Linked DNA regions of Homo sapiens: region 1 is linked to region 2. A link is a loop called in an ENCODE intact Hi-C map of the cell type or tissue named here. Cell type or tissue: sigmoid colon. All regions are shown on one strand. Links, peaks and the distances in the headings refer to the core of each region. The heading gives the core; the rest is flanking DNA. Region 1 overlaps CTIF (cap binding complex dependent translation initiation factor). Region 2 overlaps CTIF (cap binding complex dependent translation initiation factor).

The links. A loop is a pair of places that touch in the nucleus more often than their neighbours do. Peaks named below come from ENCODE experiments on the same cell type or tissue, not always from the same donor. Only the 100,000 strongest peaks of a DNase experiment are listed, where the experiment ranks them.
Region 1: it touches region 2 in a loop (2.1-fold over the local background); 22 of 110 quality-filtered maps call a loop at or near these places.

What each region holds. Positions count from the first base shown.
Region 1 is chr18:48,770,657-48,786,276 of GRCh38, forward strand. All of the region lies in intron 9 of CTIF (cap binding complex dependent translation initiation factor), which reads left to right. LOC107985147 (a long non-coding RNA gene) reads left to right here. Exons shown (of 2, transcript XR_001753444.2): 1 at 1-5,133; 2 at 6,169-9,498. Among named protein-coding and RNA genes, the nearest start is that of CTIF-AS1, 63 kb to the right of the region's middle. RefSeq lists enhancers at 5,405-5,905, 5,906-6,406, 7,642-8,583, 8,027-8,166, 8,624-9,255 and 3 more and silencers at 8,237-8,316, 10,340-10,522. In sigmoid colon, for the core only: a CTCF peak has its summit at 6,601 (motif pointing right); a DNase peak (open chromatin) is centred at 6,612; H3K27ac peaks cover 423 bases.
Region 2 is chr18:48,820,862-48,836,481 of GRCh38, forward strand. The region is part of intron 10 of CTIF (cap binding complex dependent translation initiation factor); the gene reads left to right. CTIF-AS1 (CTIF antisense RNA 1) reads right to left here. Exons shown (of 3, transcript XR_935449.3): 3 at 1-14,138. Among named protein-coding and RNA genes, the nearest start is that of CTIF-AS1, 13 kb to the right of the region's middle. RefSeq lists enhancers at 55-304, 405-474, 11,813-12,476, 14,939-15,620 and a silencer at 12,077-12,371. In sigmoid colon, for the core only: no CTCF peak of the experiment used is centred there; a DNase peak (open chromatin) is centred at 7,910; H3K4me3 peaks cover 332 bases; H3K27ac peaks cover 156 bases.

The DNA of each region.
Region 1 (15,620 bases), core at 5,549-8,048, 52 kb before region 2:
TCTCTAGACAGGATTTCTTGCCCTGAGGCAGCAACGCTGAGGCCTGAGGAGTAGCAAACCTGTGCAGTAGCATCGATTGCTGCCTCGATGCTGATCTTGAGCATTTAAAACATGTCTCTGCACCCACGTTTCCGTCCTGCAAGGGATGATTGGGTTGTGGTAGAGCTTAAATGAGGTAATGCATGCACGGACCCCAGCTCTGAGCCACACCACTCGGATGGCTCCATCAGTGTGGGTGCCCTGCCCTGGTGGGATGAACTGGGAGGCCCTTCTAACTTTATCCCATCCTAGATTCCCAAAGACCACCCCATGCCTCAGTCTTGGGCAGCATTTCCATTTCCCCCCCCTACGCTGATTAAATGTGGAACAATGAGGGCAGGCAATGAGTGCTTTTAGACTATTGTCTTCCTGGGCGGTGGGCCCAGGATTGACAGGTGTACTCTTCCTCCTAGTCAAATCTGCCTCCTCCAGGAAACCTTCCCTGATCTCCCAGCCCAGGGACCTCACCTTCCTCTGACTCTTGAACATTTACCATGTGTCCCTTTCATGAAGTCTTCTGGGCTCCCCTGTTTAAGCTTTTCTTATCTGAGACTTGTATCTGTGGATGTCTTGGGGCAAAGAATGCGTCTGGGTCATCTTTGTGTCCCACCACCATACTGGTACCCACAAGGTATTCATCAGGCATCAGCTGGCTGGCTCCAGGAGCTTCCTTCACTGGGGAGGAAGGAGCATGGATAGGCAGGCATGGGAATAGCACAGGCCACAGCCACAAAAGGGAATGGCCTGGGGTTTTCTCCCTCTCGCTTCTGGGCCAGGAGAGCTTTACCCAGGTCAGGAATTATTTCACCATCACCCGTGTCCCTTGCCAGACCGTGTCCCCTTCCCTGCATGCCCTCACCCCCCACCCAGGGTTCATTTTCCCTGCTAAATCCCCTGATAGAACTTGGCCGGGCACTGCCCTGTCTGAGGCTGCCACGCCGAAGCAGGCCCTGCAGATAAGTGGGTTACCGGAGAAGGCCAGCTCGGGTGTCCCAGGCCCCAGAGGGTCACCCCTGGCTGGCTGGCAGCTCACCCCCAGCACCTCCTCCTCCTCCTTCCCCGGAGCCAGGCAGGCAGGAGACAGCAGATCCTTCCCCCCAGCTCTGTGAGCGGCCGGCCCCCAGCCGCCGCGGGGAATCTGAGCTATGCTAAGCGGCTCCAGATCGCAGCATCTCTGCCCTGCCCGGGCACGGCCGGCCCAGACAGGGCGCCTCTACCTGCCGTGGCTGCCGCTGGAAAGCTGGCACCGCCTGGGCTGATGGAAAAAATCTCCCTGCGGGTTATGTAACTGCTCACCGCCCTGTCCCTGGCTCCCCAGGGAGGCTCCCAGCCACTACCAAGAGAGAGCAGTGGCCCCTGGGCAGGAAGGAGACCACAGAGGGTCACTCTTTCAAAAGGAAGAAAATAGTGTTGCGTTATCTGAGGTCCTCCTCTGGAACCAGCCTGTGCATGGCGCCAAGGTGTTTCCTGAAAATGCTTAAGGAGCTCAGAGGCCTGCCCCAGTATTATAGCAAGAAGAGAGCTAAACCTAGCGGGAGGGAGTGGCCACAGAGGAGGAAGAGGGCAGGACAGCTTTGTTACTGTTTTTCTTTTCTTTTCTTTTTGGCAAATTATTATTGCAGTAAAATATACCATAAAATTCACCATCTGAACTAGTTTTAAGTGCACAGTTCAGCAGTACCCCGCATACCTACAATGTTGGACAATGCCCATGACCATCCCCCGGCACCCCACCAAACCCTCTCATCACCCCAAACAAAAGCCATGTACCCACCATAACTCCCCTACAGCAATAACTCCCCTACAGCAATAACTCCCCTACAGCAATGCCTCCCCTCCATCTTCCATCTCCATGAATTCACCCACTCTACAAATAGCACACATGGGATATCATACAATATTTTTCTTTTTGTGCCTGGCTTATTTCACTTCACATCATGGTTTCCAGGTTTATTCATGTGTCAGAATTCCCTTCTTTTTCATGGCTGACTAATATTCCATTTTATGTCTATACCACATTTTGTTTATCCATTTATCTGTCAATGGGCACTTGATTTTCTTCCACCTTTTGACTATTGTGATTCATGCTGATAGGAGCATGCATGCACAAATATCTGTTTGAGTCCCTGCTTTTGATTCTTTGGGGTATATACCTAGAAGTGGAATTGCTGGATCATATGGAAATTTTATCTTTAGCTTTTTGAGTATCTGCCAAACTGTTTCCAGGAAGGGTGTTTTTGATGGGGGAAATATCATGAACCAAGAGCCAAAGAAATGACACAACTGAGGGACAATAAGGACACTGCCTTACTGAAATTCAGCTGAGAGCTGGAGGAAGTCTATAAGGGGGACCGACTAAGAGGCAGAAGGATCTGGACTTTATAAAGTGGGACTCAGGGAGCCATTGTGGGTTCTTGAGATGTAGAGTTCCAGGATCAATTAAAAATCATAGACCAGTGTAGACTTGCAGGAAGGATCTATAGATCATCCAGTCCAACCCCCTCGTATTACAGTTGAGAGACTTGAGGCCTGGAGAGGTTGAAAGAGGCCATGAAGACATGTTGATAGGTCATAGGATGTTGGACTTAAAGATGTTTTACATCAGAGAACCAGGGGTTCTAGGTAGCCACGTGGTCTCTTGTGGAGAGGGAGCATATCCAGGCTTAAGCCTGCCCCTCAAAGACCTGAGCTGTGATGGCAGGCCTCATTTCCCTGCCCTACTCTCAGGATCCTGCTCTCTGGCCCCTGGCACATGGAACTGTGGCATTTCCACCACCACCCCCACCAGCCAGAGCCAGGAGCTGGGGTTGCCTGCCATGGGGAACTGTGCTCCCCTAGCGCTGGTCCCCTTCCTTCAGTAAGTGCCATGGTGGGCTCCAAGAGCTTCTGGGACAAGTCAGTGGGCATCTTCGAACCAGAGCCCCTGGGTGAGCAGGCTTCCCCAGGGGTACATAGCCTGCATTCCAGAGAGGGCCCCTAACATTGGCCTGTGGGCCGCTGATAGGAAGAATGGATAGAGACTCCGCACAGGGTGCCCCACCCCCGGCCCTGGTGCCCCTCACCATGCTGCTGTGGGCTTATCTCCTTGTTGCCCTTCGCCCATACCAACCTGCCTGAGCTGCGTTTCTGATGCCTATAATGAACCAGAAGGGAGTTGAGGGGACAGAGGGGGAGAGGAACAGGAAGAGGAGATGACAGGACAACTCTTTCAACAGCCAGCAGGAATGCCACACTTGGCCTTCAACCCTCCGCTCTAAGAGTATTTATACCCACAGTGTTCAGGGTGGCCAGGTTCCACCTTGTCTAGATAAAGAGCAGGCCCCCTTACGGAGACAGAGGTCTCCCCAGCTCCCCTCCAGACAGCCACCAAGAGGTCAGGAACACACAGAGTGCACGGCGCAGTGCATGGAAGGGAGGCGCTGTTGCAGGGGCAGCCATCAGTGCCTGGGTTACTCTGAGGCCAATCGGCATCATGTGAGCAATTTAAACCCATGGTGTGCCCAAAGGCCAGCTTTTCCTACTTCTAGGTCTTCCCTCTCTGGGCCCCTCTGTCCAGGAGAGGCGGATACACTCGACCAGAAGCAGAACCATGGGCACAGGGAGTCTGCGTCATGCTGGCTCAGCATGGCTCTGCCCTTGAAACCCAGAGCCTAGAATAAGGGGTCCCTGTACACCGCCAGAGTGCCTCACTGCCTCCCACCTAGAGCTCAGGTTTAAAGGCCTTCACTCGGTATCAGGGTGCAGAGCTCTGAGTCTTCAGGGAAAAACAGCGGCCTCTTTGGGGGGGACAGGGAGGAACCTGCAGGGAACGACCCTCCCTTAACCCTCTGCTGGCCCTTCCAGGACAGATCCCAGGTCCCAGAGTGAGAGAAGCTTCAGGCCACTTTGAAGTATGAGGACAGGCATGCTCAAAATCGTCCCCCCTCCAGCACCCCCTTGACAGTGCCGAGCCTGAGACCAAGTGTATTCCAGAGAAGTCTGTATGCACCCAGGTCATTCACACCTAGACCCATTAAGCAGAGAGGGCTTGGGAGCCAGCACGTCACCATGTCATGCCCCTGCCTCCCAGTTTTCCGTAGAGCAAAGGCCATACGAAAGAAGGGGGTAGCTTAGGAGGTATTTGGGGAAAGCCAGACTCCAGCTAAAGCTGGTGAATAGCTATAATCGGAATAAGTGCATTCTTGAGCAGCTGCGTATTGGAGCGCCACATATTGGACCCATACTTAGCATGGACCCCATTAGGCAACCGTCATTGCATTATTCTGAGTATTAAAAAAAAAAATGTGGCAAGGGGAGTAATATCTCTAAAGTGGGGTTCGAAGCACAGTCACCTGGAATCAGCCTTCCCTGCCATAGACCCTTCCTTTAATGCCTTACCACCTGTGGCATAAGAAATAACTCAAGCGGCCAAGAGCCAGCCACCTCCCCCTGGCTCTAGTTGTGGCGCCATGCAACTGGTTGACTCTGGGTGGATCTCAAGCGTGGCAGCCCTACACTTACTCTTCTGTTAAATGGGGTCATAATACCCATCTCCTCCTCCTGCCTACTGCACTGACATTATCATTGTTAAAATCCACTGAAATGCCTGACTTTTACCTGTGTTCCCTTAAGACTCCTCCTCCAGGAGAAACTTGTGAATTTCATAGCAGCATGTTTTTCCTTTTCCTTTTGATGATTCCATTCATTCAAGGTTCTTAGGGGAGGTCCCAGGCAGGGAAAGCGCCATGAGATGCCCACGCAGAGATTCTTCCACAAGTCCAGGGGCCCCCGGCACAGTAGGACTTGAGGTTTGGGTGCAGCACTGTAGACAGCCCAGGATCCAGCCACAAGGAAAGCTCTCCAAGGGGCCCTGGGACTGGCCTGGAGGCCCCACAGGGTTCCCTGAGCTCAGTACTGTGAAACCCCAGTGAAACAGGCACTGGCCTCTGCCTGACACATAAAGGGGGGCAGGGCCAGCTCAGCCAGAGGGCAGTTTAGGAACATCAGAGGAAGGGGCAAGCCCTGTAAGTGGAGTAGGTTGAGGAAGGCTTCCTGGAGGAGGAAGCATGAAGGAAGAGGCAGGATCTGGGTGGAAGGAAGACAACAAGAGGATCTGTAAGTGGCAGGACCCTTTGAGGGACTGGGGGTTGCAGAGGAGGATTGGGGAAGGAGGTACCGCCAGCCTGGCGGAGGGTGTCAATCAGCAAGCCCAGGGCTGAGGCTGCCCAGCCGGGCCGTGACCCCAGGTCACTGTAACCACACTGGCCCGTTCATTTTGCTGGCGCCTGCTTCTTGCCATTTCAGGCCAAGACCATATTTTCATCCAAAACTAAAACTTCTACCTCAAGAGGCGTGAGTTTCCTGCCAGCCTTGGGCCGTCTTTTGCAGGTGGCAGAGTGGGCTGCTGAATCTGCGACCCTGGCCAGGCTCCAGGGCCTCTGAACCCTGGGGTTTTGCTGAGGCAGGTGGTGTGGCACCAAGGGCCTGGCATCTGAGGCCAGAAGATACCCGCCACCCCTCCCTGGTGAGGTTACTGCCTTGTAGGAGAGGGTAGGGATGCCCACCTCCATATGCCCCCATGTGCCCCAACCAGCCCCTCTTTGTGCACCAGCTGCTTCCAGAGCTATATGGAGATGGGCGCCCACCGCCCAACCAGGCACAGAGGTGCAGTGCTCGCTGTGGGGGAGGGGGAGCATGATGCCACCCCCAGGAGCTCTGCAGGAGCCAGAGCAGGGTTGTGCAGGAGGCTGCCATGGGGCGGGTCTGCACAGCAACACTTGCTGCTTTCACCTCACTCCCCTCTGCAGAAGCCCCTTTTCCTCCCCTCCCTCAAGTGGTGGAGCAGGAGGCAGAAAGTCTGAAGCCAGCCCCTCAACTAATGTCACCGTCTGAGCCTCAGCATCCCCATAGGGGAAACGAGGGCACTGGGTCGGGTGTGGTCTGTGGGTCAGGTCTCCCCAGCCAGGCACCAGGCCCTCTCCAGCAGAGCCTGTGGCACCTCTGTCTGCCTCGCACAGCCCCTCAAGTGCCTTGAGCCTGTGAAGGTTGCAAGGAGGTCTAGGACTAGGGAGAGGCTGGAACCCACTGCGGGTGGGAAGAGAAGATGGGAGCTGCTCTGTCTGCAATCTGGCAGTTGTTTATCCCAAACAGGGAACCAGAAGCTGAGGATTTAAAGGCTCGGCGTGGGAGGAGGTGCTCTGGGCTGCAGGAGATCCGGTGGGGAGCCCCAGCCCTGCCTTTCCCTGGCTGGGCGACCTCAGGCCAGGCCTTCTACCCTGATGGTGGCTTCCTCACCCATAAAACATGGAGAGGTTAGAAGTCATTTCAGACATTCCTTCCAGCTTTGTTATCCCAAAGCAGATGCGCTAGGCAAACAGAGGGTGCCTGCTAAAATGCCTGTTGCTGACTGATTGGTTAGCGGGTTGACCAGTGCAGAGCAGGACCCATCCCCAACTCTCCCCACCCGGCGGGTCTGGCCGGCTCCTTCCCACCCGCCTGGCCCCATTTACAGAGTCTGGGGCCTGCTTGGCTTGTGTGTGCTGGCGGCAGCACCTGCTGGGTGGGCAGGGCGGCCTGCAGGGGGCACCAGTGTGCAAGGCCAGCCCTTCCTGCCTGCGGCCACCTCCCAGCATCTTGGCATCCTGGGGGCTGTCCCACAGGGAAGATTTAAACTATATGATGGTGACCGCCACCAAGCCACCCTCCTATGTGCAATTTTCAGACCCCTTGGGGTCCCAGCCCTGAGTCCAGAAACCTCAGGCTGAGAGTTGGACTAGAACCCACAGCAAGGGTCCCCTCCAGACCTCCAAAACGGGCCAGTGTAGTACTCATTCCCATTTTATACCCAAGACAACCAGGGCTCTTGGAGGCCACAGGAGGGCCACCGAGGTCTCAGGTAGCTTAGAAGGAGGACAGAGCATGGGTCCTGGATTCCCTGGGAACAGTGCCTGCCCAGAGACCCAGCTGCCCTTAGGAACGAATGAGTATCAACCAGCTGAGGCTGCATTTTCTTAAAATGCATTGGTTTGTCTAGTGTTGTTTATGTTCTTTCTCAAACAGCAGGAAGAGGTTGTGGGAAGAGCCCTGGCTGTCAACAGGCTTCTCCCATGCAGTAGGGGTGGACAGAGGGACTGCAGCCAGGGTCAAGGGCAGGCCATGGGGCGGTGGGACAGAGAGCAGGCCGCAGCCTCATCTGGCCTCAGTAGCCTTGTACAGAGGCAAAGGGGCTTCCGTGTGGGGTGTCAGCTCCTTCCACACCTGCCTGGACCCGGAAACAGGCATGCCTTGAGTCACCAGCAGTGGGCAGCCGTAGAGTCACTGTTTCAACACCGCCAATTTGTTGGTCCCACGCCTGGGGCCCCTGTGGTCATTGCAGTATGTTTTATGGAACATTCTGTGAGGATTCCTCTTGGGGTTTTTTAGCAGCCACCCGTTAGGATGTTCCTAAAGTAGAAGGCAAACAGCCCACAGGGCCTCAGAATTCTAGAAAAAATGTCTGTGCACAGCATGGGAGCCTGAGCCAGGAGGGCATTCTCAGCCATCTTCTAAGGAGCCAGGTAGAAAAATGGGGTCGATTCTATTGTAGTTACTTCCTTATTTTAGCTATTCATTCAGAAATGTTAGCTGTTCAAAGGGTATGTCATTTATCAATCAGGAGGCGGGAGCCCCAGGTCTGCAGGAGTGCAGGGGAGGATGTGAGCAGGTCAGTCACAAGCTAACTTAGAACAAGCATTCAATCCCCCAGAAAATGCACCGGGGAAAGCCACAGGCATTCCCTTTTGGTAGAAAAGGTCCCTGGTCTATCTTCATCGATGGGACTCTCATCCGGGGTTTGTACCAGGGGAACCTGGCCAGGGGATGGCCGTTCAGCCTCTGGGCATGTTGGCAGAAGGGGTAGTTCATGGTGTGCCCTGGGCACCCCATTTCTGATTTCTACCCCTGAGCCAGGAAGGCCTCTCCCATCAACCACCGTGGGACTGTGAAGCAGGTAACAGGCAGAGGTGGTGGGGGTGTCCAGGGGCCTGAGGTGGCGGTGAGGATGGGCATGGAGTACTACACTTCATTGAAATGCCAGCAGCCAGGAGGTGAGCACCTTGGGTTGGGAGTGCTCCCTGAACCCCAGAACTGGAGGCGTTCTGGGGGCATTCTCACTAGCACCGCATCGGGACACATCAGTCCAGCAGGTCGCGCTGGTCCCTGGGGAGCCCAGAATGACAGTTTGTTTCTTTTTGTTCTGGCTGACAATGATGCCACAAAGCTGTTTCAGCCCTGACTGAGAGTACAGGATCTGGACAGCCCCGATTTGAATCCTAAGTTTAATACTTCGTAGCTGTGTGGCCTGGGCAAGTGGTTTTCCCTCTCGGGGCCCCAGTTTTCCATTTATAAACTGGGGTAATAGATAATACCTGCCTCCTTTGGGTGGATGAGGCTTGAATGGTGGGGACGATGGTGTTAGTATAAACACAACATTGACTGGTGTCGCTCATGTCTGGGGGTTCCTGTCAGGGGTCCAACAGGAACACCAGTTACTCCTCCTTTGCCATTGGGCCAGCTCTCTGCAGTCACTGGCTGGATACCAGCTGTATGCATACACTGTGGGCCATAAGTATCCCTTAGACCTTTGTGGGTGGGGGTTAACAGCCCCATTTTATACATGGGGAAAGAAAGTTCCAGAGAGCTTAGGAGGTATACGTCAAGTCACGCAGCTGGTCAGTGACAGACAGAACTGGAGCCAAGTCCCTGGTACCCCACACTCTGTCTCCTCAGAACACACTGCCACCTGCATGCCCTGATTGGTCAGGAGTGCATCTGGAGGGGGTCAGTTATAAGGCTGAGGAGAGGTGACAGGGAAACGAGATAAGAAACATGCCATTTAGGTGGCCATGCTTTCAGAGCCTCCTCCCCACAGGCCAGGCCTTGGGCTCTCCCCACTGCCATCTTATGACCAAAAGAATTGAGAGACAGCTTCCCGGCCAGCGCTTAGCAGCGGGCTTGGGTCTGCTGCCTCCTTTCCTGTCTTGCCGGGGGTGGGGGAGAGTCTCCACCAAGCTGCAGACAGACAGAAGAATGGTTCCTTGTCCTCCCAAGGGGGACAAGACTTCTCCATGTCCTTCCTTCCCACTGGGCTGGTTTCCAACCCACCACCTTCATGATTCGTGAATGCAAAGAGAAGACCACTTAGATCGGTATGTTTTGCTTCCACTTGGCAGCCCTAGGTGCTGGAGGCTGCAGCTCTGGGTGAAGGTGGGCCCTGGTCTGTGGGGTATGGGCATCTGTGAGCACCATCTGCATGCAGCCCCGGAGGTCAGGTGGCAGAGTCTCCCATGACAGGTTCCAGCAGCAGAAGTCCTAAGGAAGCAGCTTGTGTCTCAGATGAGGCTGTGTACCTCCGTTGCCTGTCTAGGCTGGAGGAAGGGTGATGGCACCTTTAACTGGTCCCTTCCTTACAGATCACTAAGTGTAAGAGGCCAAGCCTGCAAAGAAAAAAAGGGAGAGGGAGAGAGGAAAAAAAACTAGAGCCTGTGCGCTATGTCATTTCTAACACTAAATGATTAAGAAGTGAGGACCCTGGGGTGTGAGCCAAGGCAGCCTGGGTTGCTCAGTCCTCTAGAAACCCTTCTAAGCTTTCCTCAGCACACAGCCCAGAGTGCTACCCGGAGAAAGAGCCACCTTGTAAATCGCTTTCTTCACTGTGCTGCTATGCCTTTCAAAACAAAAGCTAAAAACTCCTCCCACCCCCATACAACTTGATTTATCATGACCCCGTCATCTCGGTGTCCCGGTGTTAGTTCAAAATCAGGCTCAAAACTGCAAAGGCTGGAGGGAGACTGTGGGAGGGTGAGGGACACTTTATCCAGCACGTGGCACACGCACCTCTGCCGCGTCGGTTCATGCGTGTCCCTCCCTGCGAGCTTGGCGGGGCACTGTGGACACTGGGTTCTCTGCCTGATAAAGGGGGATCCTTTCATGTAGCATGCATCAAGATGCATGCATGGTGTGCTGGGCTGTCTCAGCCACTCTCCCAGGCTTCCCTCCTGCCGGTCCGCACACAAGAGGCAGCGTGCTGGGGAGCCAGTGGAATAAGGGCCCCACAGGGGCAAGATGGCCAGAGGCCATTTCAGCATGACCAGCATTTATGGATCTCCTTCTGTGTACCTAGCAGGGCAGAGTGCAGGGGTAGGGCTTAAGGAGGGGGGCGTGCTGATAGCCTCAGGAGGCCCATCTGTCCCTCCCTCTCTCCCTGGACTCCTCTGTCATCCCATCCCCTCCTAGCTGGCATGATTTTTCCTGTACTCAGATCGCAAAAGACTAGCAAGCCAATATGTTTGCTGGGGGAGTCACAGAAGGCGAAGACCCCCCCATCCCTGCCTTCACGGAGCTTCTGGCTTTGTGAGCCCCCCTCTTCTTGTTGTCAGGCTCCCAAATGACCCCAAAGGGTTTGCTTGCAAAAGTTTGTCCTCTGGACTTTGTGTTTTTCCCCATCTGCTCTACCCTCCTAGTGCCTCCTGGCTCCGGCCCCAGCGCCAGCCCCTGTCTGTCCCTGCAAACACAAGTCAGCTGTGTGTGCAGACAAAGCCGTGCGCCGCAGCGGGGGCCGGGCCTGCAGAAGGGACATTTCCAGGGAACTCTGGGGGCGGCGGCTGGGAGGGCAGAGGCGACTGTCTGATTAGCAGAGACTCGGCGTCACAGTCTAGGGCAAAGAGGGTGCGGGGGATTTGGCCGGGCCCCAGGGGCCAGTGGCTGTGGGTGGTGACCAGGGGAGGCAGCCAGGCTGGAAGAAATCTGCTGTTTGAGAAGTGGAGGAAACGGGCTGGAGAGGAGAGATAACAGCCCGTTCTCTGTGTATCTGCATGCGTCTGCCGGCGAGGGTGGCTGGAGCCGGGCGGTCTGAGGCCATATCTAGCGAGATTTTTGTTCTGGGTTGTGAAAGTGACCTATGGAGCCAGCAGCAGGGTTCAGGGCCTGGGAGAGAAGACACGTGGCCCTCCCCTCTCCTCCCCTTGTCTTGTGTTAGTCTCCCCTCCTCTCCCCCTTGTCAAACAGTAGAAAAGGGAGGGGGCATGGGGGCAGGAGAGGAAGCATTCTTAGTGCGGTAAAAGGCCTGGGTTTCGGTCTGGATTGTACCACTAATTTGACATATGAACTTGGATACTTCCCCTAATATTTCTGGCTGTCTCTGTCTCATTGGCTGTAAAATGGGGATTATTTATAACTGCTCTGCATAGCACGCATGAAATAAGGACGTGAAAATAGTTTGTAAACTGTAAAGTGCCACGTAAATGTTAAAGAGTTGTACTGATTCAAACTGCTTTGAAGCAGGGGCTGGGGCTGCTGATTAAAGACCTGCCTTAGATGAACTAGGTGCTGAGTGGTGGGCAGGAGGGTGGGGTGGGTAGGATCAAGACTTAGGGACCCAGAAGTTTCCATGGAGGCAGGGGTGGGTCACGGGCCCAGCCAAGTGAGCCCTGCCAGAACCAGGACCCAGGGCAGGCGTGGAGGGTGAAGTCCAAGAGCTCTCTGGGTGGGGGTGTTTGGTCATGGGCTTGCAGATTCAAGTAGAAGGTGGCCTGGGTTGGGCATGGACTTCTCCAGGGAGACAGGGGAAGCCATATGAAGCCCCTTGCCCATCAAGCTCCAGGGCCCCTGCCTGGCCTGGAGCATAAAGTCCCACTGATTGCAGAGGGATGGGGGCAGCACTCTGTTTTCCTCTCCTGAGCCTCTGCCACCCAAGGAAGCCAGGTCCCCCTGTCCCCCCACCCGCTCCCCATCCTGACCTGGAAATCAGCCCTCTCTGATGTGGAAACTCAGGCAGGAGCTGGCAGGGGTGACAAGACTGTGAGCGGGAGAGAAGCTGAGCTATTTAAAGCGTGCAGCGCCCAGGGGACATGAATGCCACCCACCCACAAGGCCTTCTCAGCATTCGCTTTCCCCTCCTTGGCCCAGATCCCAGGCCCTCAGTGCACCCACAGGGCCACAGGTCAGGTGCCCGAGGCTCTGGGAAGCTGCAGGCGGACAGGTCCTGGGGCTGGCATGAGATGTGGTTCAGTCCAACCTCGGCTTGGGTTCCCTCCTCTGGGCCTCCGGGCTGAGTTGGCGGGGCCACACAGACTCCTTGGCTCCTGTGCCTTATAAACAGGGCTGAGTGTGAGTGTGGAGCTTAGAAGAGGAATGCCCACGCCTGTGGCCCGGGGCAGCTGCCACCACCCACCCCCACTCCACTGGCTACCAAGCCACCAGACTCAGAGAGCCCATGGGGCAGGAGTGGGAAGTGGGGAGCTTCGCCTGTAGACCCTTCTCCCCTGCCCAGGCCTGGCTTCCCAGAACACCCCAGATTACAGATGTTTTTCTCCTTCATCTCCAATTAACATTTACCTGTCCTGGGTCCTAACCTTTAGTGAATGACAGGGTGTACTGTCCCTCCCTTCCTATCTGGGAAAGGCTGATGTCTTAGCTGGGAAGAGCAACTGGGATCCAGGCCTGTTAGACACAGGGTCCCATGTAGGCCACCACAGGTCTGGACCACCTGGGAGGCCTAGCTGGGGGGCTCCCAGGGGCCAGTCCACCAACCACAGCTGGTCTACATTGCACCAGCACGGCTTATGTATGGAATGACTTGAAAAGTCGTCGACTGCCCTTTCTGGGAAGGACTGGCTACTACTCTGAGATTGCATCCTTCCTACCATATTGGCATTAAGTTGTCCTTTCTTTTATGATATGACGGATGAAGCTTTAAAAAAAAAAATGCTTAGCAAAATAAAATGTGGGCAACCCTCAAATTTTACCAGTCCAATAAATCTTGGAGCTCAGGACTCTGGTTCCAGAACAGCACGGTTCACCTGGATACCCAGCTCTCCTGGCACTGAGGAGCCCGGGGATAAGAGGAACTGTTGAGTGTGTGGGGTACAGCCTGGGGAGGCCTCCGACCCTGGGGCTGCATGCCTCACCCTGACAGTAACTTGCAGCTTGAACTGCCAGTTCATCTTTACACCTGGGATTTCCACCCCACCCCACCTCCTCTATCCTCTCGGCTGGAGACACTTCCTCCCACGTGGCTGGGAATTCAGTGTTTTGCTGTCTGCCGCAGGCTGCCACCATCCCGTAGGCCGGGGGAAACCTGCGGAGGCTGCCTCCAGGCAAGCGCTGCCTGCCGACCACCGCCCTCTGACCCCAGTCCACCGAGCCCCAGAGGCACCCAGTCAGCACTCACTCCCTCCAGCCTTACGTAGCGTCCACACGTATGCTGTTACCCACACGGGCCACCAAACCTCCAGTCCCCTGCCCTATCTCACACACATCTTTACATTGCTCCATGTGCACTCTAGTGGGGATGGCCTTTTCCACACCAAGATTCATTCATTTATCAGCTGAGCATGTGCTGTGTTCCAGGCAGCGAGATGGTGGAAAAATGGAAAAGGAGGTCCCCTCTCCTGCCATTGGGCATCTCCTAATCTGGTGGGGAATGCAGACAGTACCCAGTAACTCCAGACCAGCATGCTAGGTGCTGTCATCGCGGCACACCCAGACGGCCCCGAGCATCGAGAGGAGAGAGAACTCACATGAGGGTGTCTCACAGAGAGAGGAACACAGGCCTGAGTCCCAGCACCTGGGCTGGGGGTGCCAAACAAAGAAACGTGCAGAAGGGCATTGTCTAGGCGAATACAGGAGCATGAGCAGAGGCAAGAAGCAGACAAGAATCATGTACAGCAAAAGAAGGGGTTGTTCCCGAGTATAGTGTGCACTGGGGGCTGAGGTGGGAGGAGAGAGTGTGGGCCAGAACCAGCTTGGGAGGGGCACTGTTTGCCCTACCTGGTCGGAGGGACCATACCCTTTGGTCTCTGGGGCACCACCAAAGGTTTGTAAGGATGGAGGTGATGTCTCCTGGTTGGCATCTTTGGCTCTCTCTCTGCAGCAGGATGGAGGAGGGCAGGATAAGGACCCTGGGAGGAGCAAAGCACCCCACTGGGGGTGTCCTATTGGAGCCTCCTGGGAGAGCCAGGAGAGGTGTGGGCAGCCTCAACTCTGTGGCAGTGGGGCCTAAGGGTCAGGGGATGATCCATGAGTGGTCAGCAAAAAGAGAGAGACAGAGAGAGAGGTGGGGGGACTACCTGTAGAGCAGTTAACATGCATCAGCACCACAAGCAGGAGGACCGCTGGGCAGAGAAACATGTATGCACATTCATGCACGTGTACATGTGAATAACTCCTCTCACACATGCTGGAGGAAACCCTCGCTGTCATCCACACTCCCAGGAATGGCCACATTAGACATCTTCCCCCTAGTTCCTGAGAAGCAAACCCGGGAGAGCCCAGCCCTCAGCCTTGCTGCATGCGTGAGCATGGAGTTTTGCACTCTGGCCAGTTTTGCCTCTAGTTCTTTGTTTCTGGAAAAAACAGGCACTAGGGTGAATTTCTTTTCTCTTTTCCTACCATCCCATCTTCCTTCTTCCTTCTCTTTTGTCCTTCCTTCCTTCTTTCTTTCCTTCCTTCCTTCCTCTCTCTTTTCCCTCCTTCCTTCCCTCTCTTTCTTTCATGAAGAAAAGCTCACAGAAAGGCAGAAGGAACCACAGTCTATTGACGTTTCTGACTCTTAGAGGCTCCAAACCGAAACTCAGCTGTGGTTGCTCTAAGTGGCTACAAAATTAGAAAAATAATTTGCAGAAATGAAACCTGACTTGGGATGCCGTTTCACAAAATAGGCTAGATGGCCTTGATGTGTCATGAGGCTCCCACCACTGCGGCCTGCACTGCTGGAGGAACTCCTCACATCTCAGGCTGGGGAGCATTTCCACCCCTGCAGTCAGGCATCCTACAGAAACCTGCCCCCTGCCTACCTGAAGACAGTTCACAGTTTCCTCTGAAATGGGCGGAAGAGCTGGACCCAGCCACAAGACCATCAAGGAAAGCAAAAGGCTTTCAAAAGTGAGACTCCCCAGAGACCAAACCCAGGGGAAGGGATCTGGGGATTCTTAACAGACTCCCTGGGAGTCCAAACCAGGCTGTGAGCTTGGCTTTGCCATGAACTAGCTCTGACCTCCGTGCCTTTGGTAAACAGTATCAACAGCTGCCATTTACCAAATTTCTATGGGGTACCTTGCTTGGCTGCACCTGGGGAGATTTGGAAAATGCCAATGCCCAGGCTATGCCCCAAGCAAATTGTGTCACCATCTTATGGGTAGGACCCCCGCATCAACATTGTTTAAAGCTTCCCGAGTGAGCCCAACATGCAGCCACAGCTGAGAACCACTGCCCCCACCCATTTGGCTGGAGACTTACGTAGGTTCATCCTCACAGCAACCCCGCCAGGGTTTATGAATAAGGAAGCTGAGGCTAGGAGAGTTTGAATCACTCATCCGAGATCCTTGAGGTTCTCCCTCATCCCAAAGCCCATCATTCTTCCTCCTTTGCAGGGCTGGATATACCTGTACAGACCCCGCACAGCATCAGTGAGTGATCCAACCAGCCAGCTGAAGGAGCTCAGAGAGCACTGCAGGGAGACAGGGGAGGTGCCGGCGGAGCAGTCTGCCTGTTCCTGGCGTTTGGGAGGGGGTGCAAGCCTCAGGCCTGTTTTTCAGCCTCCCTCCCAAGTCACGATTGGTCCCTAG
Region 2 (15,620 bases), core at 6,903-9,402:
CCAGCCCGTCTGGGGGTCCTTGTGCTCACAGAGGCCCCCTTCATTCTGAGGTCCAAGCTTACTCGGTCCCCACGCTCCTTTAGCTCAAGCATGTGCTTAGTCCCCAGGCGCCTCAGCCTGGAGGACACCCAGCTCTCTGGGAGTCCCTGGGGACATCCTTTCACACCCTGACCTCATCAAATTAACCATTCTTTAAGTTACTCAAGCTTGAAACTTTGGAGTCATCTCTGCCTCTCTGTCTTCCTGTCCCTGACACTTCTTCCTAGGCCCAGTTTGAAGTCACCTTTTCTGTGTGGCACCCCCTCAGCACACCAACAGCTTCCTCCTAAGGGACCTGGAAGTGTCCTCTGTCCTTACTGCTCCATCCTCACCCCAGCCTCTTCACGTTGCCTTGTAGTAGTGTTCAGTAACGGTAGCAGCACATCTCACTGCATGGACGCCTCCATCTCAATCGAGTGCCTCGTGTGTTCTTTTCTCTTTTAACTCAGACAGCACTTTGAAGATTATCATCCCCATTTTTCAGAGGAGAGCAGAGAGGTCAGGCAACTTGCTCAGGGCCACACAGCCACCAAGCGGTAGAATCAGTCCTGGAATCCAGATCTGACCACCCCATTTCACTGCCTTGCAGGCAGAGCAGGGGCTACTCTGTTTGTTTTCTTGGTGCATAACTCAGCACCTATATGGTAGGATCCCAGTAGATCTTGGTGGAATTGATTCCATTTTTGCCCCAACTAACATGCCAATCAGAGATCCTTCTTCCAGAGATGAAAAAGAAGAATTTTCAATGTGTGCTTTTCTTGTTTAAGAACAAATAGTTTCTGCCGAGGTGGTTTTCAAAGTGATTGAAGAAGATTATTGGTCATCTGTAGCTGCAGGAGTCTCCTTGCTCTGCTATTTACAACTCATATTTGCTTAGCAAGCTCCTTTTTATTTTTTAAATATTTTTGAATTTCTATTTTTAGTTTTACTGTGGTAAGGATACTGAATATGGATCTACCCTCTTCACAGGTTTCTAAGGATAAAGTACAGTATTGTATCCATAGCCATAATGTTGTGCAGATCTCCAGAACATATGCATCTTGCATAACTTAAACTTTCACCCATTGATTAGCGACTCCCCATCTGCACTTCCCCCTAGCCTCTGGCAACCACTATTCGTTGCTTCTTTGAATTTGACTATTTTAGATACCTCATGTAAATGGAATTATGCAGTATTCGTTCTTCTGTGACTGGCTTATTTCATTTAGTAATGTCATCAGAGTTCATCCATGTTGTTGTATATTGCAGTTTCCTTCTTTGTAAAGGCTGAATAGTATTCCATCGTATGTATATACCACTTTAAAATTTTTTTCTTGGAGGTTAATATTTGTACATATTTATGGGGTACATGTGATATTTTGTTACATGCATAGAATGTGTAATGATCAGGTCAGGGAATTTAGGATATCCATCACCTCGAGTATTTATCATTTCTATGTCTTAGGGACATTTCAAGTCCTCTCTTCTAGCTATTTTGAAATATATAATGCATTGTTGTTAACCATAGTCACCCTACTGTGCTATCAAACATTAGAGCTGATTCCATCTAACTGTATGTTTGTACCCATTACCCAACCACTCTTCATCTCCCCACCCCCACCCCCAACACACACACACACACACACACACACACACACACATTGTTTTATCCATTTATCTGCTGATGGACATTTGGGTTGTTTCCGTGTCTTGGCTTATTGTGAATAGAGCTGCAATGAACATGAGAGTGCTATATCTCTTCAAAATCCTGATTCAAGCTCTTTTGGATAAATACTCAGAAGCGGGATTGCTGGATCATATGGCAGCTCTATTTTTAAGTTTTTGAGGACCCTCCATTTTGTTTTCCACAGCAGATGCACCATTTTGCATTTCTACCAACAGTGTACAAGGGTTCTAATTTCTCTCCATCCTTACCAGTTTGTCTTTTGTTTTTTTTGCTCACAGCCATTCTAACAGGTATGAGGTGATATCTCATTGTGGCTTTAATTAATTTGCATTTCCCTGATGATTAATGACATTGAGCATCTTTTCATATACCTGCTGGCCATTTTCCATGTCTTCTTTGGAGAAAGGTCTATTCCAATTCTTAGACTAGTTTTAAATTGAGTTATTAGGTTTTTTGCCATTGAGTTTTAGGAGTTCCTTATATATTTTGGACATTAACTCTTTATCAGATGTATGGTTTGCAAATATTTTCTCCTGTTCCATACTTTGTCTTTCTCTCTGCTGATTATTTCCTTTGCTGTGCAGAAGCATTTTAGTTTGATGCAATCCTACTTGTCTATTTTTGCTTTTGTTGCCTGTGCTTTTGGAGTCATATCCAAAAAAAAAAAAGTGTCCAGACCAACGTCAAGATGCTTTTTCTTTATGTTTTCTTCTAGTAGTTTTACAGTTTCAGGTCTTATATTTAAGTCTTCAATCCATTTTGAGTTGATTTTTGTATATGGTATGAAATAAGAGTATAATTTCTTCTTCGTGTGGATATCCAGTCTTCCCAAGACCGTTTATTGAAGAGACTGTCTTTTCCCCATTGTGTGTTCTTGGCACCTTTGTTGAAGATCAGTCGACTGTAAATGTGTGGATTTATTTTTCGACTCTCTATTTTGTTTCATTGGTCTATATGCCTGTTTTCATACCAGTACCATACTGTTTTGATTGCTGTAGCTTCGGGATACATTTTGAAATTAGGAAGTGTGATTGCCTCAAGCTTTGTTCTTCTTCACTCAAGATTGCTTTGGCTATTTGGGCTCTTTTATATTTCCAAGTGAATCTTAGAATTGTTTTCTATACTTCTGTTTTTAAAATGCCCCTGGGATTTTGATAGGGATTGCATTGAATCTGCAGATTGCTTTGAATAGTGTGAACATTTTCACAATATTAAATCTTCCAATCAAAGATCAGGAATAACACAAGGATCCCCACTCTTACCACTCCTATTCAACATAGTACTGGAAATCCTAGCCAGAACAATTAGACAAGAAAAGGAAATAAAAAGCATCCAAATCTGAAAGGAAGACATAAAATTGTCTCTGTTTGTAGATGACATGATCTTATATATAGAAAATCCTAAAGACTCCACACACACACACACACACACACACACACACACACACAAACTGCTAGAACTAATAAATGAATTCAGTAAATTTGCAAAAAACATAATCAACATACAAAAATCCTTTCTATTTCTGTGCACTATCTGAAGAGGAAATTAGGAAAACAATCTTACAATTGCATCCAAAAGAAATACTTAGGAATAGAGTCAACCAAAGAAGTAAAAAACTTGTACACTGAAAACTATAACATATTATTTTAAGACATGAAAAAAGACACAAACAAATGGAAAAACATCCCATGAGCATTTTATAATAGCATTCTAAGGACCTCTTTCTCCTGCCCAGGTCCTCAGCCTAACTGTGACTATGAGGGCTGCACACACAGGAGGGGTGCAATTATTGTTTATGGCCTGAGCAAAGGGTTGTCATCTCCCCATCAGCTGGTATCTCTGAGCCAACATGCCAGGCTGTGGGTCTGGCTTGTCTAGAGCCTTCATTCCCTGACCCTACAATGCTCTCCACCTCCTCCGCCTCTCCGTGCCTCTGTGATCCCGTGGTGTTGTTGTGAGGCTCTTCTAGGTTATCATTGAATGCCTCTCTCTGAGCCCCTTACTTAAAGTCCTTTGTTGAAAATTTCTCTGGCAGGGGAATTTTCTTTTCTCTCCTTTTTTTTTTTGTTTTGTTTTTTGATTTTTTCTGAGACAGAGTTTCACTCTTGTCGCCCAGGCTGGAGTGCAGTGGTGCAACCTCTGCCCACTGCAACCTTCTTCGCCTCCCGGGTTCAAGCGATTCTTCTGCCTCAGCCTCTCAAGGAGCTGGGATTACAGACGTCCGCCACCACGCCCAGCTAATTTTTTGTATTTTTGGTAGAGACGGGGTTTCGCCATGTTGGCCAGGCTAGTCTCAAACTCCTGACCTCAGGTGATCTGGCCACCTCGGCCTCCCAAAGTGCTGAGATTACAGGCGTGAGCCACTGCACCCAGCCAAGCAGGGGAATTTTCAACAAAGTTCCATGCGCCTGTTTTCCTCCACTTCCTCTCATCCTCTCTCTCCCCTGAACATCCCACCTTTCTTCTCTCCATCCAATCCCCCCAGCTCATCCCTACCCATAATTCCAACCCTCCTGTCTCTTTGGAGTCCAGCAGCCATAGCCAGAGGTCAGGAGTGGAGTAAAGGAGGAAGGCAGGGCGCTTTCTGCCAGGAATCTCCCATCTCTCTGTACCCACCTCCTGATCCCCACCAACCTCTCCCTCTGGTTGCCCCCTGGCTCTTCTCCCCTCCAGGCCCCAGAAATCCCATCTGCCCCTCCCTGCCCTTTCCAAGGGAAGGGCAGGGAGAGGGCAGATGCCTCTGAGGGGTGTCTCTGAGGGGTGCCCCCAAGGGACACAACTGGCTGCGCTCCTAGAGGAGGTGGGCAGGCACAGGCCAGGGAGGAGAACACAGAGGCCAGCAAGTCAGGCTTCTCAGGAAATGAAATTGCTCTGTGCAACAATGAGAGAGCCACTTTTTAAACTTTTTGCGTGAGTGTGCATTCAATTGCTCACATTGTTTTGGCTCCAGGGGAAATCTGACCTCGGAAAAGGCTGAGATGAAGCGGGTGTGGGTGGAGAGCCTCTGCTATTTCACAGAGTCAAGCAACACATTCTTCAGAGGCACCTTTCCAGGCGGACCATTCCTCCTTTCCCAAGAGCAGGGCATTCAGCTACCCAGCAGAGGCCAGGGCAGGACCCACTTTGGCCAGAAGTGACCAAGATAGTCTGTTCCCCAGGGGTAACAATGAACTCTGATGGGGAGCAGAGATTTGCTGGCTGGATCCATGGGGAATTATCTTCAGCCCTGCAACTTGAGAAGCTTTTACTACATTACAAACTCTCAGACCCCTTCTTCAACCAATTAAACCAAACTTCCTGAAAATGGGGTTTGCTCGGCAGGGATATGTAAGCTTTCCAAATGATTCTAATGTCCGGCCAAGGTTAAGGAACATAGTCTCAGCATCCTAGGTGCATTCAGTGAGCATCCACTGACCAGCCAAAAACCCTTGGGTGAGGGGCATAGCCTTAGGAGCCAGAGAGACCTGAGTTTGAATCCCAGCTGTGCCACTTACTAGCCGTGGGACTTTAACCTCATTCTTCCGTCTTTTGAAACCTCGATTTTCTTATCTGTAGCATAGGAATGAGAATAATACTCATCCTGTGGCTTTGTTTTCAGGCTTAAAATAAGCGAGGTGTTTCTGTGAAGCAAGTGGCATATGACAGCCTTGCAGGGAACTGTCAGTTTGTGTGTTGCTGTTGAATACAAACCGTGTTCCAGGCATGGCTCAAGAGAAAAAAAATCGCAACACAGTCAGCCCCAGAAAGTGAGGTCCATTCTCCCAACGGGGCATCCAAGGCCTCCATAAGCAAACACAACCCCTTTCTCCAGCCAAACTGCTCCACTTGTATTTCCATAGGTGGCCTTGCATTCCTCCCACCATGAGAACAATCTTTCTCCTCTTCTTGCCTGGCTCTTGCCCACCTTCAGGGCCGGGCTCACTTCCCACCGCCTCCTCACCCTGCCTGGATTCATTCCTCTTACAACATCCTATAGAACTAATGTCCACCCGGGGCTGTCAACGTCTGTCTCCAGATATGCTCTTTGCCAGGTGGCTGTATTAATGCCTTGTGACCCTTTCTTGGTTGCTTTTAAATCATTTCAGTCTTTCGTTGCTACCTGGGGACAGGCTAGGTCTCATCTGTCATGGAACCCCGGCTGCATGTTGCTCGGAGTCTGTGCTCATTCAACAAGCAATGATTTAGTTTGAGACAATGCTTCTTATTGAACTGCGAAGTTTCCTAGTAGTACCAGAAGGAGGGATATAAGTTGTGATCCTTCAGCGAAGAGCTTGCAATCCTCCTGAAATTAAGCAGCCATGAACACTTATGATGGATTGTAAGCTGGATGAATGTGGGGAAATGGAATGGGGAAGGAGGTGGGGAGCCGCCGGGGACAAAGGGCAGGGGAGCTGGGGCTTAAGGGAAAGTGGATTGTGGACAGGCATGGGGGAAATGGGGAAAGCCTCCAGGAAGGAGCCTTTGAGCCAAGGCGTGGGGGCCAGAATAAGCATGGCCCATCTGGGTGGTAAAGAGAGGGCCCGATGAGCGAGCCGTGGCCAGCTCCGGCTCTCACCAGAGGTGTTCTAGTGAATGCAGGATGACTCCAAGAACCTTGGAAAGGTTTTAAGCCAGAAAGCAACACCATGGAAGGAACAAAGGAGCATTCCTTTATTCATTCAACAAACAATGAGAAAAATGCTACTTCCTTATTAAACTGGAAAGTCTCCTGGACACATTGCTTGCTAGAAATGTGCTGAGATAACAAAGTCAACTAAATCTGGAGCAGTCTCTAGCCAGAGGAGCCCACGGGTAACTCAGTGCCCGGAGGAGTGCAGTGCTCCAAATAAAGCGTGGGCAGGAGAGGGAAGGTGGGAGCCCAGATGGAGGAAGAGGCGAGGAGGCAGGAGAGCCACCTCAAAGGGCATCCCGGCAGAGAGCAACTCCCCAGCTCCTGATTGCCTTTAAATTTGTTCTGACTGTAACGGTCAAACAAAAAGACTTAGCAGGAAGTGAAGGGCTAGAATGCAGCTTGAAAAATCAGGAGAACCTTTCTGCATGAACAGTTTATTCCAGCCCTAATCTTAGGCACAGACCCCGCCTGGAATGTTCCTCTGAGAATGTAGCCTTCCTAGGGCCAGGTACCCAGCCCCTGGGCACTGGCTTAGCATCGGAGTCCCTGCAGGGCCAGCAGCTGCTGCTATGAATACCCCAGCTTAAGCGACCATTCCTGTAACCTCCGCCGAAATAACTTCCCACCCGCTTTGTCCCCTCCAGAGCTTTCGTTCCCCTCTTCCGCTCAGCACACACAGTGAAGTTAACTCAGCGGGGTGACGCCGACCTACCCAGACCCCCACGCCCCAAACATACACACATAAACACACGGAAGCGGCCCCATCTGAAGCTGCCTGGATCCTTGACCTCCTCAAGATAGAACTGGAGTCTCCCACCCACCCCACCTCCACTCCCGACCCTCTCCCCAGCCCCCACCCTTTGACTGTTCTGCTTCCTTAGCCAGACTCTGCAAACTGAAATGTGAAATTTGAAGCCAGTGTTCCCCTTAGCAACCATGGTAACACAGGATCTGATAGAGAGCCTAGAGTTATAAAAATACCAGCTTCCACCAGACACTGGTTTCCAAAGGGAAACCAGTCTCCAAGCCAGAACCGTTTTTAAACAGTCTTAAAACTCAAGAGATTTCTAAACCAATCTCAACATGGCTCAGGAGGACATCTCTTTAATCCTGTTTTGGAAGGTGGTGTGGGTGCAAGCTTTGGGTATTTTCTCTGAAATACAGAGATTCAGAATGCATGTGCTCACGGGGGAATTAACTAGCCTTATGAAGGGTATATAGCAGGGAGCAGTTTTTCCTAATAAACATCAACTATTTGGCATTTTTTCATAGATTGAGCTGCCCTGCTGACCCCCAGTGAAATCTTCCTTCCAGTTCCCTCCCGGGGAGTCCTCAGCTCCATCCATCCTCCTAATTAGGGAGAGAGAATGATTTCGCCTATCTCCCCTTGCTTGAAAACAATTTAAATTCACAAAACCATTTTCCAGCCGGAATTCTACTTTAAGGCTTAGGTAGGGAGGTAAGAGATGGTGATGTCAAAACTTTTCTGCTCAGGACCAACAAGAAAAGTCCTACATCCCTGTCCCCAGCCCTTTCTCTCCCCACAGACGCACCCTCGGGCATGGGCCCAGCACGAGCTATAAATCCCTGTTCTCTGCGTTCCCTGCAGAGGGCACAAGCCTGGCGAGTGGGGGCAGTGAGGGCAGTAGGGGGACTCTCCCCAGGGGAGGGGCACCTTCCCAGCCCCCAGCCCCGCCTTCGCAGCCCTGGACGGCTTGCCCTCCCATCTCCTTCCCCCGCCTGCTCCTCCTCCTCCCTCTTATCTCCTGGGGCCATGCCTTGTAATTTTGAAAAATCTTCTGACTGGGTAATTAATGTCTGAACTTCAAGAGGCCCCTGCTATCTGCAGAGCTGAGCTGAAGGTGGGAGGGGACCGGCAGCTGCTGAAGGCTTGGAGGAGGGAGGGGGTGCAGATTATTTTTTCTGAGCTGTTTAATGGACGGGACTGGGGAGGATAGAATCGTACCTTGCCAGAGTTGTGGGTACAAGATGTATATGTACACAGGCACAAGCATCCGTCTAGATTTTTAAATCCTTTGGGGTAATCCTTTGGGGTTAAAATCACACAGTAGGATGCCCTCCTGCTCACACACCCTCACCGTCCCTTAGCAGTTTCCCAGCAGGTGGATGGCAGCAAACACTAGGGGAGCCAGGCTGGGGGACTTTCTGAGTGCAGGTCTGGTTGGGAGGACTGGTTGGGAGGGAGGGACAGTGACTTACACATTTCAGAGATCATAAACCGGGCACTGGGGGTGCAAAAAATGGCCATCAGTTACTCCAGGTAACTCAGAAGTCAAAATATAAGCCTGCCTGTTTCCCACCTTAAGGGAGGATCCAGGCAACTCTGCAGACGTCTGCAGAGCCCCCCGACCTCCGTGCTTCCCAGAGTGGGCCCCCGCCTTGCCCAGCCTCCGTGCTCCAGCACAGGTGCCCTCCATCTAGCAGTTGGGGTGCCGAGTGCTGGACCCACTGCTAGGCCCTGGGCATAAGCACGCTGGGGTCCCTGTCCTCACAGAGCTGCTGTCTCCTGGGGAGAGGAGGAGCAAACGGTGCCCTGCACTAAGAGCCGAGGGTGAATAAAGCACACACAGCTCTCCAGGACCCCTGTGGATCTTTCTCCAACCGACTCCAGCTCTCAGGACCTGTAGCTCAAATTAGCATTGATGATATCCACCTGCTGCCATTCTTGCCTTCAGATGTGAATGATGTTTAGGGAACTAACTTTTCTCCTCCCTTCTGTCCACCTCAAGACCAAGCCAGGCTCCAGCTCCTTCTTGATGGCTCTGCTCTCATTGCCGCCAGCACTGAACTGTAGGTCAGAGTGTGGGCGGGGCCAGGCCTTTTGAGAAAGAACCTCCAGGATCAGCCTTCTCTTGTAGCCAGGAAGAGGAGGGGAATGCTAGGGGAAGAAGGTGGGTTTCGGAGGCAGACAGTCTTCTGCAGCTTACCCTCTCTGGCCCTTGGGTAGATGTGTTAATTATTTTTGTTTGTTTGTTTGTGTTTTGAGACAGTGTCTCGCTCTGTCACCCAGGCTGGAGTGCAGTGATGTGATCTTGGCTCACTACAACCTCCGCCTGCCAGAGTCAAGGATTCTCCTGCCTCAGCCTCCTGAGTAGCCGGGATTACAGGCGTGTGCCACCACACCCAGCTAATTTTAGTATTTTTAGTAGAGACGGGGTTTCACTATGTTGGCCAGGCTGATCTCAAACTCCTGACCTCAGGTGATCCGCCCACCTTGGCCTCCCAAGGTGCTGGGATTACAGGCTACAGGCGTGAACCACCGCGCCCGGCCAGATTTGTTGATTATAAATTGACTTCCTCCCTTCCCTGTAGCTCACTGTCTGAGAGGTACACCACCCCCAAAAAACAAAGACATGAAATAAAAGGATGGGTTCACAGCATATTTTATATTGTATAAACTGAAGTGCTGCTTACTGGGAAAAAATGTGGAAGAACACAGTAGAATAAGGCTCAGGACCTTGGTTCACTCTCTGGGAGAAGGCCCTTCTTCTAGGTGCCTGTCCAGGGCTCTGCTCAGAAGTCAGTTTCTCAGACCCCCCCCCGACCACGCCCCAGCCTGTCCCCCCACCACTGTCCCCAGCCTGACTGCCTTCTCTTCATTGCCCTACTAGTGCCTGGCTTGGAGTTTTCTTTGTTAATCGCTTATTTTCTGTCTCTCAACTAGCATGGAAACTCTCTCAAGGCAGGGAACGTGTCTATTCACAGCTGTATCCCTGTGCCTAGAATAGTGCCTGGTATATAGCAGGTCCTCAGTAGATACTTATTGACTGAATTAAGGAAGTAGAGTGCCTAGACTGAGCAAAGCCAGAGACAATAGTCAGCCCTTCTAGAATTCATCTGGAATGATTTCTCAGTGGAGATAAATCCAGAACCCTTGAAGGGGCAATGTGAGTGAGCAGAGTGGGGCTGGCTGGTAGTGGTCCCTGGAGATGAGCTCAGAACGGGAAAGGGAAAAGAAACACCCCCCATCACCCCAGCAAGCAAGCCCAAAAGGGGCATTTGTGCCCACACTGTGAGTGAACCAGTGCAAACAGTGCTCTCAGCCTGCGAAGCTGCCTCTGTTCTGTCCCTGCCTTTGGTTAAGTGGCCTTTTCTCAACAACCCTCCACCGAGCTTCATATGAGATTCAGTCTGTCCAAAGTCAGAATCCCACAAACCACAATCTTTAGGAGAAGTCAGGAGGAGCTTCTAGCAAAGCTCCCTGGACCAAGAGCCCATGGGGAAGGGATTGTTGTGGGGGCCTGGGCACCTGCTGTACACTGTGACAGCGCTCAGCAGGGCCCTCCTCACTGCCCCTCCCATGAGGAACGGAGGAAGTTAGGAGTATGTGCAGGGGGCACGAAGGGTGGGAGAATGGAGTGGGTGGGAAAGGACACCCACAGTCACAGACCTTGAAGATGACGGAAACCTTGACAATTACAGCAGAATTCACCTATGGAGCAACATGGCCAGTAACAATATAACGTGAGCCACGTGTAATTTTACATGGCCTAGTAGCCACATTTTAAAAAACTGAAAAGGGAACAGGTGAAATTAATTTTATGCTGTCTAATATATCCAAATAATCACCATTTTAACGTGTAATCAATATTAAAAAGTACCAATGAGATATTTTTTACGTTCTTCTCTTTTGGTACGAAGTCTTTGAAATCCAGTCTGTAGTTTACACTGAAAGCAGCTCTCAATTTGGACTCAGGCACATTTGAAGTGCCCAAGACCACATGTGGCCTGTGGCTATTACGCTGGACCAGGCGGTCTGGAGGCAGCTTCTGGAATCCTCAGGCTTTTGGAGCAGTTCTGGACCCCTAAAGTAACTGGATTCCCAAAGTCTCAAAAGTACTTTTCATAGCCTCTCATAGCACCAGGCAGCAAAGGGGCACCATGAATACTAAAACCTCAAGCTCACAGCCAGTGTGCGTGTGGGGGCTGCCTGGCTGGAGAGCTCCCTGCAGGGTCTGGAAAACGTGGTCCTTCTTTTTTTTTTTTTTTTAAGACAGGGTCTCCCTTTGTCACCTAGGCTGGAATGCAGTGGCACAATCAGGACTCACTGCAGCCTCAACCTCCCAGGCTCAAACAATCATCCCACCTCAGCCCCCCAAGTAGTTGGGACTCCAGGTGTGCACCACCACCCCCGGCTAATTTTTTGTATTTTTAGTAGAGACGGGGTTTGCCATGTGGCCCAGGCTGGTCTCAAACTCCTGGGCTCAAGCAATCCCGCCTCAGCCTCCCAAAGTGCTAAAGAGGGGGAAAAGGTAGGAAAGAAGAAACACATAGAAAGGGAAGAGAAGGGCTGTGGCAGGGGTGGCCAGTTGCGTGACAGGGATAAGAGAATCCACGGATAGGGACACAGTGCTGGGCAGGGCTGGGCAGCTGCCACCCTCTCCTCACAGCAGCTCGACAGAAATCGTGGCCGAGTGTGTGGAAGGCACAATTAGCTCATTCTTGCATTGCCCCTTGATTACACAGGACTACCATTTCTGTAATTAAGACCTTCTCCCTTACTCAGAAGTATTGAAACATGAAAGTATTTGCTGAATCTGGTTTCCCAGGGTTAAAAGCCAGACTTAGGAAACGCAAACACACTTGTGGAAATGCAAACACACATTCAGTAATTAATTATCCTTTAATTAAGGCCAAAACCCTGCTGAAAACAATTAGCTCTAGAAATTGAACAGTAGGTACAGCTCCACTTTTTGCTGATTGTTCTTTCCTGATAGTCAGGAAGTGCTGAGTCTGGGGGGCGGAGGTGGTAGGGAATGAATTAGTCTGCCGCTTTTGGTCTGGACTGGACCAAGCTCTACTTTTTTTGGAAATGTTAGTCAGAGGAGAGTTTGAGGTGTGGGGAAGGGCAAAGAGGATGTGGTTTGGGCAAGGGGAGGCGAGAGGCTGCCCCAGGCTTGGATGCATGCCATGGGAAGTCTCAGAAGCTCCTGCTGGCCACACAGAGGTGGCTTGCCTGGCTGGAGTGGAGGGCGTGGGCCAGGGATTAGCTGACTGGAAAGCAATTAGATGAGGTGCGGCTGGCTGGGAAAATACCTGGAATCCCAGGGCCAGAGTTGAGACTTGCTTGGCTAACGCTGCAGGCGGGAGGCCTCGTGGGGCCTGGGGAGTGGAAGTGCCCACCAGTGAGGGTGGGAGGGTAGCCGTGTGGGCTGCGAGTCTTGGATGCCTCTTGCTGATGCGGAGAAGTGGATGAGTACAGATAGTGTGGGCTCGGAGGTCCTGCAGCCCTCTGGGAAAGATGCCCTCTTTCCCATTTCCTCTCTCTAAATGCCCCCCTGCCCCCGCCGCCCTCCACCTCTCCTCAGACTCCTTGGACGTTCCTAAAGCCTGCCTAGTCCCATCAGATCACCTCACCCCTTTCCTAGGTAGGAAGATGTAGGTGCACAGTGTCCCCCTTCCGGGGACTTTCACATTTTGAAAGGAGGGGTGGGGAGAGAAAAATGTGTGCCCCAAAGGAACAAAAAGGGTGCTTGGGATTTGGGAGGGGTAGGGAAGGTCACTGGCGCCACCAAACTCTCCCCAGAAAACACCTGCATGCTTAAAAGCTTACCTAGAACCCCCGAAGCCTGGCCTCTGGATGGGGGGCTTCCCAGGTAAGAGCCCCTGCTCTAGAAGTGGAATGTTAGGTTTTCATACAGGCAAGAGGGAAGGTCTTTATTGGTCAGAGGGGCCTTCCAGATCACCCTCAAAGCAACTGTGCAAAAGATTCCAAATGTTGGCCCAGCGCAGAGCAGGACTCTCTCAGATTCCAAAAGCCCCTGACAGCTCATTTTTTCCCCAGAAGGGACCCCAGCTCTTGCACAAACCCCTTCTCTCCCCTTCCCCCTCCTTTCCCCTCCCCTCCCCTCCCGTTCTCTTCCTTTCCCTTCTCTCTGTAGATGAGGGTCGGCAAATGTCTGGTATGAAGGGCCAGATAGTAAATATTTTAGGCTCTGCAGGCCAAGAGGCAAAGCCGAGTTTAACCACATCCCTGCGAGGTGTAGGGCGTGAGCAGCAGCATGTAACCAGGAGAGCAAGCGCCTCCACTCTGTCTTCATAGCGGAAAAAGCAGCCGTAGACGATATGCAAATGACTGAGAGTGACTGTGTGCCAACGAAACCTTATTTATGGACACTGAGATTTGAATTTCATATAATTTGTATATGTCACAAAATATTCTTTGATTTTTTTCCCCAACTACTGAAAAATGGAAAAAACTATTCTTAGCTCATGGGCCATAAAAAGCAGGCCATGGCCAGATTTGGCCGGTGGACTATAGTTCGCCCCTCCCTGATCCCGCTGTGTGGTTCTCAAGTGGGAAACGCTCCTCTCCTCCAGATGGTTTCAATGCACATTAAAGTTTGAGAGCCACTGTCATAAAGGAGAATTTGCAGTTTCCCAGGTGATGCTGATGCCGTCATTAGGGGGATCCCACACTGAATATGCCCAATCTAGTCTGACCTTCACCCTATTTTACAGATGGCAAAACTGAGGCCCAGAGGCAACGTACCTCTATCATATGAGCCCAGGGAAAGGCTTCTTTGTCTCAGGATGCAGAGCTGGGTGGTTTTCTATCTCTAGCCGCCTTCAGCGATCTGCCCTGCCAGCTCACACTGCCCAAGGCTCTAGCCGAGATACAGGAAATGTGGATGTGTCCCCCGGAGCCCGAGAGCAGCAGGGCTGCAGTGAGTCATTTCCCGTGAGTGGAGCTGGCATGCGCTGAGCCTTCCTCGTGCTGTCAGTTCGCTCCCTTCTGACCACTCCAACCTGCGCTTTAGAGGAACTCCCTGCCAGCTTCCGGGAAGCGAAAAGCACCCTCTGTGAGAAGGGAAAAAGGAAAGAACCAAGGTTTGCGTGTCAGACTTGCGTGATTTCAAATCCCATGTTCGTGGTACTGCCTGGGACTTGAAACAAATTCCTTCACTTCCTTGAGCCTCAGTTTCCATCAGTAAAATGAGAAAACAGCCCCTGCCTCTGCGGGGTTCCCAGAAGACCTGGAGATTAAATCTGTCCAGTGTCAGGCACACGGCAGGGAATTTTTATGGTGTCTTTATTGGCCATCCTGGCATTATGCATTAGCCACAAGGGTACCCAGCCTCAACCTCAAAAGCCACAGAAAAAGGCCACCTGATCCTCCAGACAACATGTGTGGCCATGGCTGTGCTGATGGTCTTACAGAGGCAGTCACTGTCCTACACTCCTGAGACATTGCCATTGACGATTTAGGTTGTGCTGTGTAAGGCTCATGTACTTGGGTCCCTTGGTGGCCTTCAGGGTCTGAGAACCCTGAAATTGTATGCAGACATCTGTGAACCTGTGCAGAGGTGCATTTTTCTGGGAGAGGTGCAGATTTTTCATCGAGATCCTCAAAGGGATCCATGCTCCCAAGAAAGCTAAGGATCCCACATCTATAAGCACAGTGCAGAAGGGAGCCCCAGACTTTCAAGGCATATTCCTGGATTTGAGAATCAGCTCCCTGACCCCCATGAGTGGCCTTGGGCACACTGGAGATCATCTGATCTCCCCCCTCTGGCGTGGTCCATAAAGCAGTGATGGGACTATGTGAGGATCAAGTAGGACATGTCAGGCCAGGTGTGGAGAGGGGACTGTGTGGGAGCTGTCGGTCATGGTCCCTTCCCACCAAGCCCCCCACCTGCCCTCACCCCTGACTTGGCTGCCCCCTACTCAACCTTTGGGTTTCCTCTGCAGAGAAGCCTGCCCTGATCACCTCATCCATCCAAAGGGGGCTCCCTCCCAGCTCCCTGTTTGCATTTGTCATTCTACCCCTCTGCCCCCCACTGTAGGTGGCCTGGGGACAGGCACCGGGCTGTTTGGTCCCCATGGCCCCAGGCCCTCTAGCCCATGAACATTTGCTGCAGGAAGGCACAAATGCATACCCCCGCCCTAGGAGCCACTGCCTTGGAGCCCACCCACCTCCAGGCCCCACCTCCCTCCTCCCCCAGCAGCTGCTTCTCTAAAGAGGCAGCTCCCACTGTGCTCTGGAGCATTCAAGATCCCAGCAACAAAGTCAGAGTTAAAAAGTATATTCTGTGCTTCTCCTGGAGCTGACGTGGTCCCATCAGGTGCCCCCTCTTGAGCACAGCCAGCAGCCCCCAGAGAGGCCCTGGGCTGCCCTTCAGGGTCCCCATGCTCAGCCTGGTCTTTTTCAAGGCCTGATTCTAAGGGCTGTGTGGGCCCTGCTTGCTCTGCCTGGAGGACAGTGGGGTCACCACTGGCATCTAGGGGACCCCTCCACCACCCTGCTGCCCCCTAAGATGCGTATGGGGCAGGCCCTCCAGC